2 separate regions of the Homo sapiens genome follow, and region 1 is linked to region 2. The links are chromatin loops, found by intact Hi-C in ENCODE. Cell type or tissue: MCF 10A. All regions are shown on one strand.

Region 1 (8,000 bases), 63 kb before region 2:
GAGTAGTATTCCATAGTGCATATATACCACATTTTCTTTATGCACTCATTGGTTAATGGGCATTTAGATTGGTTCCATATCTTTACAATTGTGAATTAGTGACTCATTCTAACAAAACGCAGCCTAAGTGAGCAGTGTGTAAGTTCTGAGGCCAAATCATGAAAGGCATTTCAGCTTCCTCCTTGACTCAGGTTGCTCGCTCTGGAGGCAACCAGCTGCCATGTCGTGAGGAGCCTCAAGCAGACCAGTGGAGTAGAGCTGAGGTGGGGAATGAGGTTTCCTGCCAATAGCCATGTGAGTTAGCTACGTTGCAAGTGGATCATTCAGCCCGTCATTTTCAGATGACAGCAGCCTTATGAGAAGACCCCAGGGCAGAACCATTCAGCTAAGCTGCTCCCAAATTCCTGACACACAGAAACCCCCTGAGATAATGAGTATTTGTTGTTTTGACCCATTACTTTGGGGAATAATTTTTTACACAGCAATAATTGTTATGCATGTAATAAAGCGAACATTCCATTTCTATGGATTTTTCTAGCTTTTGGAATGTCTTGATAATTTCAATATGAAGGGCACCCTTCTTGTTTATCAGCTTTGAAAACAGGGTGTAGATAGGGTGGCCATGGGTCCCAGTCTTGTCCTATTGTACTTATCAACGGCAGTCCCTTTCTCTCTCACTAGAGTCCTGATTTGTAAACAAAGTGCACAGTTATCCTGTCTGTAGATAAATGTTTCTTTTGTGCCGTGTCTTCAGGGCAGGAGGGATGGGCAGGCACACGTGCTTGGTTGTACATCTTGACTTGATTCCTTCCATGAAGGTTGGTTGGCTGAATGAGCTCGCTCGCGGTGATAGATACCAAGCCACAGCTCCCAAAGCAAAACTGGCTGAGGCCATGAAGACTCACAAGATTGTCTGAGTATCCCCACTACACGGTTAGCCAGTCACACAGTGATCTGATCTGGACTGCCGTTTCCGGAAGTTGTAAGACATTTTTCACCTCCTGCCAAAGTACCTGGGGCTCTGCTGGTGGCTGTATCTTGAATGCATCCAAGAGAAGATGTGATGAAAGGTCATGCTTGCTCTTTCTCTTAGAGAGAATCACCAGAGGAAGCATAGTGGCCCCACCACCCAGGCTGGCCACTCAAGTGTCAGGTTTCTGTTCCTGCAAGGATGCATGGACTCCCAGAAACCAGGAGGGCTGGGGTGGATGGAGGCTGGGGGAGGACTCCAAGGTGCTCTGGGGACAAGTCTTGGCCTCCCTATCCAATCTCCAGCAGGTTTCTTCCTAGGGAGAGAGGCCAGACCTACTTTACGATAACGCAGGAAAAGCCATCCCAAGACCTACATGCCTTATTGAAACTCCGTCTTTACCTGATCTCTCTTGTGGCAAATTAGGCCCTTTGCCTCTTATTCTGTGCCCTTAAAATTGGCAAATAACTAGACACTGGTCCCACTTCATGTACTTGAATATAGTTCCCATTTTGTCTCTACTGTTTCAGGCAAATCAACCCCAATTTCTTTAATGTACCCCCTGGGTCCTATTCTCACTCTTTCTAATCATGTTTGTTGCTGTCCTTTGGCACCTCTCCAGTTTCTTGATTTCTCTTAAACTGTGGAGGCCAAATGTGGCTACAGAGTTCCAAGAAGGGTCTGCATGAAGCCAAGGGAAGCAGAGCACTGGCTGATTGCGCCTAGTGGGGTCTCTCTGCAGCTGAGACTTTTAACTCCTTTTTGGAGGCCTGACCTAGTTTCTACTCTGAGGATGAAGAAGCGATTCTGGGTCTGGGGAGGCCAGCTGCTCTGAGAGCAGGGTGGCTGACCCTGCACCCATCCGCTCCCAAGCCCTGCATGTGGTATGTGCAGTCCCCCTCCTTTACCATGGTTATTTCAGTCTGCTTCTTAGACCTCAATTTTCTCCGCTGCTTCAGTTTCTCTCAGTTCTGCATCCTGGTGAGCACTTTTGTCCAGGGCTCCATTCTCCCTAGAATTAACTCCTTGATGAGCTCAGGCAGAAGAGACAACTCAGAAGTACCAGGGCCTGGGATCAATTGTTGTTTCTCCTACATTAAGCTCTGGTCTGGACTCTAATGCAGCTTTAATTGTTTAGCAGTTACCAAGCATTTAAAATTTTCATCTCCATCAGATCCTGAGCCAGCAGCACCCCACTGCTGCAAGTCCCCCAGCACTCCTGAGTGAAGGAATTATCCCACCGCCTTCCTGGATAGAAACTCCAGCATTCCTTTCCCTAATATCCCTAAGCCATACTCACAATGTTCCAGCTTTCTTTGTCCTAGGCTGAGCTGAAAAATAAAGAACCAATAGTTGAGGAAGCGTCCCCACAGGTTAAGGACACAGACACAGATCCTGCCTTCAAAGACCTCCTGGTCTTATGATACAGAGAATGGCTTTGAGCCTACCTAAAATAATAACAACAGGGCCTGTCCTGCAGCCACTCTGTCCAAGGCCTCCAAGATCTCATCAACCCTCATTGAGACAGTTAACTACTCCTCCTCTTTTGAGAGGAAATGGTGCCTTTGAGAAGTGGCTTGCCCATGAACACAAAACTCAAAAGTGGTCCACCTGGGATTGGAGGCTGGGTCTGTCTGACTCCAAAGATCTTCCATTTCATCTTCTCCCTGCCAGTGCTGGTCCAAAACTCGAGTCATCGTTGGCCCCTTCCTTTCTCTCTCCCTGAACCACACCCATCAAGTCCTGTGCATGCCACCTCAGAAATATCCCCCTGGCTCTGCCCTCTCCATACAATCCCCCAGGGTAGATAACCATGGTGCCTCCCCTCAAAGACAGGGGTAGGGTCCTGAGGCTTGTTTTGTTGTTATTCTAGCCACTGCTCCTGCAAAGGCACTTTTAAAATGGAAATCTGACAAAACTTTCATGGGTCCTCATTGTCTTCAGAAATATATTGAATCTACTTCATGAGACATACAAGGCAATTTGGGGTTGGTCCTGATATGGTTTGGCTGTGTCCCCACCCAAATCTCATCTTGAATTGTAGCTCCCATAATCCCCACATGTCATGGGAGGGACCCAGTGGGAGGTAATTGAATCATGGGGGTGGGTTTTTCCTATGCTGTTCTCATGATAGTGAATAAGTCACATGAGATCTGATGGTTTTATAAAAGGCAGTTCCCCTGCACACACTCTCTTGCCTGCTGCCATGTAAGACATGCCTTTGTTCCTCATATACCTTCCACCATGACTGTGAGGCCTCCCCAGCCATGTGGAACTGTGAGTCCATTAAACCTCTTTCCTTTATAAATTACCCAATCTTGGGTATGTCTTTATTAGCAGCATGAGCACGGACTAATACAGACCACAGTCAGCACTCCCAGGCTCCTCTCTTTCCTGCCACCTGACACAGCACCATCCTCCAGTCACATGGCACCACTTGACTTTTGCAAAATGTTGAACATGTCATGGTTTTCCATGTGCTTCTCCCACTGTCTGAATGCCCTCCTCTTCCACTCCGTAGAGGATCTATCCTTCAAGGTCCAGAATGGCACCATTTCCTCTGTGATGCCTTCTCTACCTCTTCAGGCAAAGTGAACATTTCATTTTGTGCTCCCACAGTTCTGTGTATCCGCTGATAGCATGAGGCTTAATGCTTGGTGGTATAATTATTGCTGGGCAAGCCTGTCTGCCTTGCGAGACAGGGATCCCCTTGGAGGTAACCCCGTCTTGCTCACTCTTATTGTCCATGCCTAGCTCAGTGCCTAGGAAAGAGAAGGCACAGGAATTTCTGGTTAAGTGGATAAATGAACCAGTGTGTGCAACCACGTTCCCATCTGGGTCTTTAGGAATTTTTCTCTCTATATAGTTTCCCAATCCAGGCTTAAGGACAGGGATTCCATGTAAGTGTATTTATTGCTGAGGTTCAAGACAATAAGTGGACAATATTTCATTTCTCTCACAAACTATTTTTCCAATAACCTCCCTAATTATTCCAGTTAAGGCTCATTACCATTGCAAATCAAGTTTGAACTGATATTCACAGAGCTAGCAATCTGTACTGGGACATGTTTTATTTTTGAAAATCTTTGATTTTTAACTAAGTCTGTTACTTCTGGTACTATTTTAAAATTTAATAGAAACAAAATAAAACTCTTTTAAGGCTCTAAACAACCTCAAACTGTGTTTTGTTCTGGTAATCAGACAATACATAAGGACTGTGGTTAGTTGGAGATATTGCCAACAATGGAAAAAATAAATATGAGCCTGAGTCAGAATAATCTGAAACCAGAAATGTGTGTTGGTAATAACTCAGAAAGTCACATGGAAGAGCCTCGGTCACAACACCAGATTTGATGGTTTTTCAAAAATTACAATCTCATATATTAGAGAGCCCCTTCCACCTGGTAGAGTGCCAAGAATTCTTACAAAATTGAGTCTTGAGAAATCAAAATCCTGCACCATCAGGAAAATGCTGTCTCTGTTGGGGGTAAGATATAGACAGTCTGGTGCATGGAAAAGTGGCCCCCAGTGATGAGGACACAACATTGTCATTAAAGGGGAGACTGTTAAATCAGGTAAAAGCCATTCCTGCAGCCTGAGCCTTTTAGGCACTTTTCCAGCAGCAGAGCGGGAACTGCAGCATCACTCTGGGTGGGGGGGTTACGGAATAGGATTCCATGTCCAATTCCACTGCACTGAAATACCAGAAGCATGACCCAATAATGTGGTTTTGCTATTCAACACCAGTGCTTATTCACCTACCCAGGGAGGGGAGAAAGTATCCTGCTTATTCATCCCCAAGCAGAATGTTGCCCTCAACCCCATGCTGGGCTTCCTAATGACATCAGGCTTAAATCTGCCACTTGGTCCTGATGACCAGCAGCCGTGATCTCTGCCCTGGAAAAAGAAGATGCAGGCAGCAATGGTACCGTAGAGTGTCTGGTGTCACCCTTGTACCCCAAATGGTCCTCTAGCATTTAAATTAGCCTTAGCAGAACTGGCACCAGAGGTCTAAACATGAAATCTTTCTAGAGCTGAATGCTATTTCCTTCTTCTGCCTAGATTTATGGCAATTGACCTATTTTACAGCTCTCTTACTGACCTACTTTCAAGTTCTATTTCGGAAAGTGACACAAAAGTCTTTTGTATCCCTGCAAAAGAAGAAGAGGCTAAAACACATACATAGGCACCCATGAACACTTACACTTGCAGAAATCAAGGCCGGAGTAATTTTCCAGAAAGGAGCATTTGTTTTCTGTCACCAAAAAAAAAAAAAAAAAAAAAAAAATTAAACTCATCAGAAAGTACTTTAAGAAGTGTCAACAGTACTTCAAAACTAAATATAAATATATATGTTCAAAACCAATAATACGTATAATTTATTAGATCTTATTTTCTGGTAAAATACCTGCGGGGTAATGTCAATGCATGTTGGTGGAAAACTTCATTTTACACACAGAAACCAGGCAATTTTTATATGAGTCATGGTAGATTTAGATGCAAATGGCCCTCTAAACGTCTCCTCCTGCTTAGTGTCACTTTAATCAGAGGTTGCATATCTGAGCTGTAACCCCATAGTAAACTGGAGGAATAAAAATTACATATCTGTTTAATGAGAGAGTTGTGTTCTGGTTAGCAAATGACCCGACATCCGGCTCCCAAGCTTGGGTAATAAGGCTGCCCAACAAGATGCTATGATAATGGCAATTATCATTGAAGTAGCACGAATTACAGCCAAACACTTCACATATGTTATTTATAAACTTCCCTATTGCCCTGTGAAGTATATTTCAGTTTCACAGATGAAAAATGAAGGCTCAGTGATATCAAATAATCAAAACCTTAAAACTACTAAGTCGCAAACTAGGACTCAAACACAGGACTGCCTAATTCTAGAATCTACATTTTCTTTCCATAAACCATAATGCCTCTTGTAAAAGTCAATTCTACCCAAATGTGTACTTAAATCCTGTGATTATCCTACCACTAGTTAACCACTTGGTTTCTGTCATTTACTGCCCACAGAATGGGAGTTCTCCTTAGCATTGATCAATTTTTAGGTCGATTAAAAATGGAAAGATACTGAATACGATGTGGTATCCTGTACTGACTCCTGGAACAGAAAAAAACATTAGCGAAAAAAACAGTGAAATCTGAATAAAGTCTGGAGTTAACAGCAATATACTAATGTTGGTTTCTTAGTTTTGACAAATGTACTCTGTTATTTTAGATGTTGACGATAGGGGAGCCTGGGTGAAGGGATACGGGGGACCTCTCAGTACTGACTTTGCAACTTTTATGTAAATCTAGAATTATTCCAAAACTTAAAAGGGGGAAAAATAGTAGTTATCCTGTGGTTCCTGATTATCCAGGCAATTCAAATCAAGATTTGCACCAAGTATTATTTATTGCAGGCAGAATAGACACATGGAGTAGCATTTTCCAATTCTACATCTATGCATTAGGACTAACAAATTTATTTAAAAGTGCGACCAAATGCACTGTCCTTATATATTTTCTTAATGAATGCCAAGGATGGAACTACTATTCAGTATAAAAATGGCTGACAATATAAAATGGTCTCAAAAGCTAAGTGGGCAAAAGTGTATATAATATAATATGTAATATAATAAAAGTATATGTAATACAACATTTATCCAGGAAGTTGTGATATAAATATATGTGTGTGGGTATAACATTATACATGTACTGTTAATACATTGATTTTAAATGAAAAGATAAACCATACATATTTTTAAAAATTATCTCATATAAGGGGATGAAGAGATATGACAGAGAGAAAAAGGAACAGGTCAAATACCTCAAAATATGCTTCGGTTTGTAGATTTGATTTTGAAACCACATAAATATTTTTACATAATTATGAAACAAATTGAAATATTAAAAAAATCAGTTCCTAAACATCAAAACCAAAATGGAATAAACATAACTATTGATTTGTGGCATGTCCACAAAGAAAGAGACAATTTCATGTGACTTAAAAACATTAATTTCATTGTACATCCTTAGTGAGACATGCCCTAAAAACAAAAAGAACATAAAAAAGAAAAAACAACTTCAATGGTTTTTAACAATCCTATTATTGGCTATAGGGTTAGAGTCATTCTTCTGGGTTTTAAGGTTGATGAGATCAAGTAAAATACCCCTTAAACTCTAATTGAAAGTATTCGTATAAACTCAGGACATATTTTGTTTTAGAAAAATAAAACCTATTTTCTAGCTTTGTGCACTGAAAGGGTCTGGAAACAATGACCAACCCATTAATAATGGTGCTTTTAGTGCCTAGATTGTGATCTCTCTGCCATTTCCCCTTAAATGCAACCAGGGCTCCTTGGAAATATGACTGATTCCGGGTCTCGGGCAGGAAATATATAAGGTGAGCTATAATATCTTGTCATGTCCAAAGAAAGGAAGCTGTCAAAGATCACTAGAGTCATGTCAAAAGGACACGTGAGCTAACCTAAGTTCCCATTAGTCAAAGATGGGACAATTTGAACAGAAACAATAACTTAATGTATTGAAACATGCCAAATATGTTTGTATTCATGAGTTCATTAGGATAAGTCAAAAAACAGGCAAACAAACCAAATGTCTCTTTGATTGCTCAGGAAGCTGGAGAACCAAGCCATTATTTTGAAAATGGGTTAATAAAAAGAAAGATTCAAACATTTATCCTGACTTTTCTGTATCAACTCTATCTGAGAGTATTCAAATAGTTGATGAGAGAAAGTCTCTTTTTGTTGAATTAAGCCAGGTAATATGTGAAGAAGGAACGGTAGATTTAGGAATTACCATACTGTAACCTCTGCTGAAATAAAAGATCTAGGGATGATCATTGCTGGCTACTTACTGGCCAGAGGTGAAGCCTCGTGATGAAAGTATACAACCCTACATACGGATCTAGCCAAGGTGACTTAAAAATATGTAAGGAGCAGAAAAGCACGTTCAAAGACACCCCGGGAGTGCAACTAGCTAAATCTGCACTGTGGGAAATGAGTGGCGCTATTCC
Region 2 (8,000 bases):
GGGTCTTTGCAGAGGTAATCAAGTTAAAATGAGGTCAGACTGGTGAGGTTAGCCCTAATCCAATGACTGCTGTCTTTATGAGAAAAGGAAATTTGAACATAGAGACACAGACGCAGGGAGGATGGCCATGTGGAGACAGAGGCAGAGACTGTAGTGCCGCATCTACAAACCAAGGAACATCAAGGATTGCAGGAAGCCGCCAGGAGCAGGGAGGGAGGCTGGACACGGGATTGACCACTGAGCCTCTAGAAAGTAACCAACCCTGTGGAAACCTCGGTTTTGACTTCTGGCCTCTAGAACTGCAAGAAAGTAAGTTTCTGGGCTTGTTTTGTTTTTGTTTTTGCTTTTGTATTTTGCTTTTTCTGAGACAGGGTCTTGCTCTGTTGCCCAGACTGGAGTGAAGTGGTGTGATCATGGCTCACTGCAGCCATGACCTAGCGAAGCTCAGGTGATCCTTGCACCTCAGCCTCCCAAGTAGCTGAGACTACAGGCATGCACCATCACACCTGGCCAATTTTTGTACTTTTTGTAGAGACAGGGTTTCTCCATGTTGCCCAGGCTGGTCTTGAACTCCTGGGCTCAAGAGATCCACCCATCTTGGCCTCCCAAAGTGCTGGGATTACAGGTGTGAGCCACTGGGCCCTGCCAGTTCCTGTTCTTTTAAGCCCCTGTGTTTGGTGATTTCTCACAGCAGCCCTAGGAAATCAGTACAGATGGCCAAGGCCACATTGCCTCTGGCGCTTGGGATGATGGTGTTCCAGACCACTTGTGGCTGGCAGAATGGCACAGCCGGGAGGTGCTGGCCCAGAAGAGGAGAAGCTCAGTGCAGCACCACACTGAACAGGTTCCCTAAGGTCTCTGGGTCTCTGTTTCTTCCCAAAGTGAAGGGACCTGACTGAAAAGGAAGCCCTCCGTGCCATTTTGTGTGTGTATGTGAGTCTTGAGCTCTAAAGTGGCATCATTCTATAATTGCCTACCACAAATTTGGTAACTAACCATGCTCTCAAGTAGCATCTTCAGAACTATTGAGGCTGAGGGGCCCACACAGCCTGGGCACCATCACCCAACACTGCCCAGGGCCAGTGGAGGCACTGAAGGCCCCAGGGGTCTCCTGGTGCTGGCTTTGGTCCTCACAGCAACTTGAGAAGTCTGTGCCTGAACCCAGTTTTCTCTTTATTAGGCCAGAGATGAAAAAGCTTCCTGGAAACTATATCCCCATTGAACCTTTATCTGCCAATGGACTTATAGCACTGGTTAGAGACACATTTTCCCATGGGGAGCTCTTTGCACATCCCCTTTCGTTAGTATACTGGAACTTGTCATGAGGAGGGAGCAGCAGGTGTCTTGTCAAATATTTAGCCACAGGGAAGGATGCATTCAAATTCATCCTTCCCCGAGGTCTTTAGACAGCTCCACCAGCAGAGTTCTGGTGGAGAGAAGGAGACTTAGCCTGCCCATAGACTGGGGAGATTCACAGGAATTCTATTACAACACCATTTTCCTCAGTCCCCCAGGCACCCAGAATAAGATCTTGGTAATGTTTGCTAAGCTGCACTTTATTGAACATGGTTATTTCCCCAAAAGACTTTTATTCTGAGTTATACTCATGATTTCACCTCCTAGGGGCCAAAACATTTTCCTAGGAAGAAAGTTCTCATTCCTCTATCCAAAGGAATAAAACTGGGGTTTCTCCAGGCCTCTAGATTTTAAGATTTGGGTTGGCAGGCACTAAGTATGTGCTCTGATGTCCCCCATCCTTACCCTCATTTCTTTTTGTTATTCTTGCTAGTTTAATAGTCTGTTTATAAGCTCCATGAAGAAGGGACTGAGGTTAGTCTTGCTCCCAGCATGGCACCCAGAGAAGGGTCTTGATAACTCCCTCTCCAGTGAGTAAGTAAGTGCCCTCCCTCACAGGATCAGTGTGACACTGGCCTCACAGTGCTGGGAAGCCAGCCATGTATTCTCTGAGCTCACAGCAGGAAAGGGGTTTCAAGATGAGGAATGTTGATATAGACAAGCTGGAGTCAACCTCTCACCCCGAGATCTGTTTTGCAATCTATAAAGGGCAAAGGGGATCTCTTGCAAATATCTATTAGGAGCCAAGAATTTGAACTTGCTACCCTGGCTGCTACAGTGGTGTGGCTTCTGTCCCAGCTGTAATGGTAAATTGGTGTCCCAAGTTGTTTCTGCTGAGCTCAATGCCCATATGTGATCTCTCAAAATGGGCTGGCTCCAAGAACAGGATTTATGATGCTGAGGGTCAGCCACTTGGAGCCATAACAGGTTCTGCGTATGTCAGTGGCATCATTTGGAGCCATCACCCCTGAGTGAAGCCTCCAGCTCCAGGAACCCCCCATCCCTGGTCTTTTCCAGTCTCCACAAGCCACCTGCAGCTTACCACTCAGAGGATGGGGAATCGTGAACTGCTTCTTGCTGGTGCGGATGGGAAGGAGGCTCTGCTTCTGCCTCAGGTCCTCCTTCCGCTGGGCTTTCCTCTGCTGGACCATGTGTTCAAGCTTCTTCAGCCGTTCTTGTGAGCGAGAAATGAACTGAGGCTTACGAACTTCCAGTGCTTCCTATGCAAAGCAAAGAAAATACGTCATTTTTAAGAGCAGTGACACAGAAAGGCAACGCATCTGTCTGATGCAGCCAAGAAGCCGATGGCAAGCACAACACTCAGAGACCAAAAGCCACGGTGCAAAAGTACGTCACGCTTTTCTTGCACATCTTTGTGTAAAGAAGGTAACAGGCATGTTGACAACACAGGTCCTGGGGGTCAGGCCTGGCCAGCGCCGAGGCCCCTGCTGCAGCAGGATTGACCGGCAACTGGCATCAAAGCTGGGAGTGCAGAGGCAACGTCTGCCCATTCATCTTTCTACCCTGCTGAGTCATTTGTTCCCAAAAGACGATCCAAAAGCCCTACATTCTGTATTCCAAAGAGACATGGGAGTGGAGGGCATGGAGGTGCTGAGTCACTTGCTTCTGTTGCACTTGGAAGCCCCAAGAAGCACAGACACAGATCATCCACTCAGCGTGAAAAACGTGCTCTTTCAGGAGGCACCACAACTGCGGCTGAAGGAAACAGCTCCTCCTCCTGGGTAGAAAGAGCTGGGAGGAAACCTTTGCCTATACAGAAAGTTCTGTGAGCTCCACAAACCATGTCAGAAGTCCCTATGTCTCCACTCCCACCTCCATGCACTAAGCCACCCACACAAGTCTCCTGAACAAGACTAACTGCCATTCTGCTCCATCCCAGATGCCGGGCTAGGTGCTTGATGTGTATTCATCACCTCGTGGAGTCCCACAACTGTTCAGGAAGGCAGGAATATTTCTTTCCATTTGACAGATGCAAAAACTGAGGCTCATGGTAGTTTGGTAGATCACATGGTAACACCCTATCCACGGGAACCCCATTCTTTTCCTGCACTGCCTTTTATGGTCTTAACTTCCTATTCCTTGAGTGTCTCTGCTCAAGTTGTCCCCAGCCTGAAGTACCACCCATAGCCATTGGCTCAAGTTCCATCTACCCCAGGAATCCCTGTTGAAATGCCCTGTTGAGCCAGAGCATGGTGCTTCACCGATGGGCTTGAGCAACAGTGAGTCATATGTTTACCTCCGTGCTAGGCTGTGAGCTCCAGGAAGTCATGGGCCATGTCTCATTGACAATGCATCACTCACACAGTAGGAGTCCTGCATGTATATGCTCAGCAAAGGCTCACTGGGCATGCTGCCATGACTGAAACTTTCCTCTGCCCCCTTCCTCTTCCTTGGGAGCTCAGAGTGCCCAGGCGGAAGAAGTGTGGGCTCAGTCTGTATCACATATGTGTCCCTGGCAGCTACACTGGGGGAGAAGTCTTCTTGGCCAGCTCCCCACATGGTGCCAGCCACCAGGAACAGAGAACCACAAGGTACAAGTCACTGGATGTGCTGAAGCTTCAAGAGAGTTCCATGCCTAAAGAGATAACCCCTAGGAACAGCCTGGTGGCTCAGGTTTAGCTGCTGCCTTGGCTGTCCACCCCACCAAGAATGGCCTTAGAGACTTTGGGGGCACCATGAATGCCTCACCCAGGTCCCACCGAGGCCCCCTGGGTACAGGAGCCAGCCAATGGAGCCATCTCCACAACTGCAACTGCAGGGAGATTTGCAACCTTATTAAGTGCCTTCCAAGAAGGTGTGGCTAGCTGTGCAATACAGTTAGCAGAGGATTCCTCTGAGGTTGTTTGCCTTCCTAATTTTTATTTCTCTGTATTTTTTTAAACTTTATAAAATGTGTGCATACTACATTTTATAAAACAATTGGGAAAAGATGCCAAACTAAAACTTTCCTATCCCTCCATTCATGACCATGTGACCTTGGCCAACTTCACCTCTCAAAGGCTCAGTGTCCTCATCTGAAGACACTGAGATCTGGAGCCCCTATATGCTCCTACCTCCTGGGAGCCTTGCATGGATTGGAGGCACTGATGCCTAGGAAGTGACCTGTGGAATGCTGGAGCATCCATCACTGCTGCTGTCACTGTCACTACTGATAGTATTTGATCTTCATTCTAACCTGGAGGAGTCAGTGTCATTATCTCCATTATTCAAACAGTGACAGAGTGGCCCAGAAAGCTTAGGGGACCTGCCCAGTCACACAGCTGCTACAAAGTGAAATCAGGTTTCCAGCCTCAGAGGTGCAAGTGAGGTTGTGTGCTCACGGACTCCCTAGGAAATCTCTCCCTTTGGCAGGAATCAAGCCAGGACACACAGAAGGCCTTACTTGCAAGGTCAAAGATCTTGCAGGCGTTTGCTGAGACTCAGAACAGTCTTCGGACAGGCCAGGGCTCCCTGCTCCATCGCGGGGTGCTGGCGAGGGTGCTGCTGGGGAGGGCTCAGGTGTGGTGGGGTCCTCACTCTTCTTACATTCCTTTATTTTTACAACCAAGTCACAGCATGTGTAATCTCCTAGGAGAGAAGATTTAGAATCCCATTTAGAGGGCACCAAGTGATTTTCACGTGGCTCCTCAATACCATTAGACACAGAAGACAATTTTGAAAATAGAAACGCCAGTGGACTATTAATGGGCCTCGTTAAGCTGACAAGATCATGCCTCATCACAGAGCCCCCGGCCGCCCTGGTCACAAGGAAGAGCGTTTGCATTCAGCCAGACTTCAGGACCAGCTAATTATGCCAGGGAGGTATTCCGTAGGCTTCTGATGGTTAGGATGGCTTTGCTCAAAATGAAAAGAAACTTTTCTATTCAGTGCTTCATATTAAGTGTGTCCTGTCCAATTATCACAGTTCGGTTGTTTTGGGACAGTGTATTAATCTACCCAGCACTTACTACACTGATGATATAAGGACAGGGCGCTGGTATTCAATTATAGAGCCCTCCCCTGCACTTGCTGGAGACGACCACTGGCTTTGCATAAGTAATTGGGATGACTTCGCTTTCAAGGCTGGTTTGGGGCTCTTCCTGGGGCCATTTTGACTTTCCCTTGTGGAAAAGGTCAGGAAATGAATGGATCCAACAGCATCTCAGGCAAGACAGTTTCTGATGGATTGGGGATTAATGAGTATTCACTGGGCACTTACTGGACTCAGCAAGCAACACAATGTCCTTCACTCTGTCCTTAGCTCACCCCTCCCATATGAGCCCCACTACTTGCCTCACTGCACCTTCCCCTCAACACAGCACCCTGAAACCACCCCAGTTCTGAAAATGCATGGCAGCCTCTCCCTCACTCCTCACCCACATGCTTGCCTATCTCCATAAAGCCCCTTTGATTCCTCTGCCCAGTGGACTCCCACCCTCCAGGCTGAGTCCAAACCTTCCAAAAGTCTCCCTCCCCTTCCCAAGGCACGACCCATCCCTGCCTCTGCTACGTCACTGCAGGGAACACACATCACTCATTCAGCAGCATCCATCACCAGGTGGGGTTGGAAGATCATACTTTCACCCCACAAGCCTATGACTCCGTCGAGGGCTGGACCATATCATACCCACTCTGCATCTCTCCACAGCACCAGGTGCCCAAAAGGAGCTCATTCTCTGGGGAGTGGAGAGGTGGCCTTCTGGAGGCTCACCTGTCCGTGGGATGCATCTCCATGATTACAACGACTACAACAACTACAACTCACCATTTATGCCTGGGTCCTCCCTCTCCTGGGCCAGCTGTCCAACCTCTGCTCAAAATCCACCCACAGTTCCTATTACCTACAAGCCCAAGCCAACTGGAGTTTTCATGGCTGTTCATGGTAGACGTCCCACTTGCAGCTGTCGCTTTGGAGTCTCTACCAACAGCACACCACTTAGAAGGTTTCCAGTCATGCTCTTTCATTTTTCTGAGCATTTGCTCTGGTTCCTTCTGGAAAAGAGCGACTACTCTGCCCCACCCACCCCCCGTCTCCCAGTGCCCCTTCAGGCCTAACACTAGCCCCAACCCCCGTCCTGTGGAGTTAATCTTGCCTTCTGCCACACTGTTTCCATGTCTTCTTGTGAGCATGTTTTCTAGTTCACCCTGTGCACAGGGGAGGAAGCCACAATTTCTCTGCCTCCTTCTCCACCATTCTCCCCAGCACCAGAACCAGAAACCCAAGGGCCAACCCTAACACTCCCACCTCTTCACTGCTCAAAGACCCATCCCTGGATCCTGAGCGTCTCTGCAGCCGCAGCCCCTCCTTCACAGTGACTCCACGCTCTCCTTGCCGGCTGGGCCTCAGCCCCCAGCCGTGCTCCTCTCCCATCTGTCCTCCACATTGCGCACGAGGCAGTAGTTTCCTCTTGAGCAAATCTAATTATGTCTCTTCCTCTTCAAAGGCTTGGCTCTGCCTTCAATCCAGACTTCCTAAGTGGGTTTAGAAAGGCCTTCCAACCTGATGCACGTGACCCCTGCAGACTCACGCCAGCCACTGCCACCCCCACAACCCTTGCGCCCTGGCCCCACCCTCTGCAGGTCCCCAGATCAACCATGTTCCTCCTGTCCCAGCCACTTGCGTCATGTGTGCCTTTCCCTTAGCCTGCAATGCTCTTTGCCCTCAGGTCTGATTTGAAAACGTCAAATATACTTTCAAGTTCCTGCTCAAATCACTTCCTTGGCAAAGATGCCTCTGCACAGTCCCTCCTCTGAGTGTCAGGGGCCGTCCTCGGCTTCCCCATGGCCCACCACACAGACACGGCTATGCTGCTGACCGTTTCCTGTGCCAACGGAGAGCCTAGAGGGCAGGGGATATAAAGCACAGCATCTGGCATACAGTAGGTGCTTAATAAATGCTTCTCTAAACGATTAATGAATGAGAAGCTAGGGATTAACTTGTTACTTTTATAATTGCCATAACCAATTTAAATTTTACAACCCAAGCTGATATCTTTCTTTCTGTCCTTTTCCATAGTTCTTTGAGAACATCTTTAGAATGATAGGAAATGTACATTTTTCCTGCTGACATAACCGGGCACCACAGGACGTTTTTCCAATGTGTTCTTGTGTCCTTTCTATAACATTCTTTGTTGCACCATTTAGTAGTGGTCAGCAACTTGATCCCCAGAGAAATGATGACTGTGTTCTAATTCTTGGTTTCTTCCTCTGTGGGAGGCTGAGTTTGGGACCTACTTTTTGGGCACGTGAGTTCCAGTGTCTCATGCTTGTTAAGCGCTGGGGACCTGTGGAAGCCCCGTGCCTTAGTCATTATATCCCTGCTAGTTAGTCACAGGGCCACAGTCAACCCAGAGGACCTGCTGCCTTCAGAGCAGCCACACACACCTGCATCTCCAACCTTCCTTAGCTGAGCCTGAGAATCTGCTGTGCACCTGGGTGTGGTCTTCTCTCAGCCTCAAGGGAGTACTGGCCTTGCCCACAGTGGTCTTGAAAATCCCCGACCCACATAGGGCTGCCTCCTGGGTGCTTGGGAGCTTCCTACTTGGCAACCATTTGTCCCCTCTCTGCTCTCCCAGTTGGAGAAGGGGAGGTTTCATCAGGTGAACGGTGACAGTATGCACGAGGTCCAGGTAGGCAATCAACAA

Evidence for each region. Peaks named below come from ENCODE experiments on the same cell type or tissue, not always from the same donor. Only the 100,000 strongest peaks of a DNase experiment are listed, where the experiment ranks them.
Region 1: a loop joins it to region 2, with 5 times the contacts of the local background. A loop is called at or near these places in 6 of 110 quality-filtered maps.

The regions. Positions count from the first base shown.
Region 1 is chr10:126,393,527-126,401,526 of GRCh38, forward strand. No RefSeq gene overlaps it. Among named protein-coding and RNA genes, the nearest start is that of ADAM12, 9.0 kb to the left of the region's middle. In MCF 10A, no CTCF peak of the experiment used is centred here; a DNase peak (open chromatin) is centred at 4,695.
Region 2 is chr10:126,456,642-126,464,641 of GRCh38, forward strand. It overlaps C10orf90 (chromosome 10 open reading frame 90), which reads right to left. Exons shown (of 10, transcript NM_001350921.2): 6 at 4,760-4,944; 7 at 2,399-2,576. It overlaps LOC728158 (a long non-coding RNA gene), which reads left to right. Exons shown (of 7, transcript NR_148989.1): 6 at 83-309; 7 at 2,374-4,316. Among named protein-coding and RNA genes, the nearest start is that of LINC00601, 39 kb to the left of the region's middle. RefSeq lists an enhancer at 2,951-4,150. In MCF 10A, no CTCF peak of the experiment used is centred here; DNase peaks (open chromatin) are centred at 2,020, 3,050 and 3,640.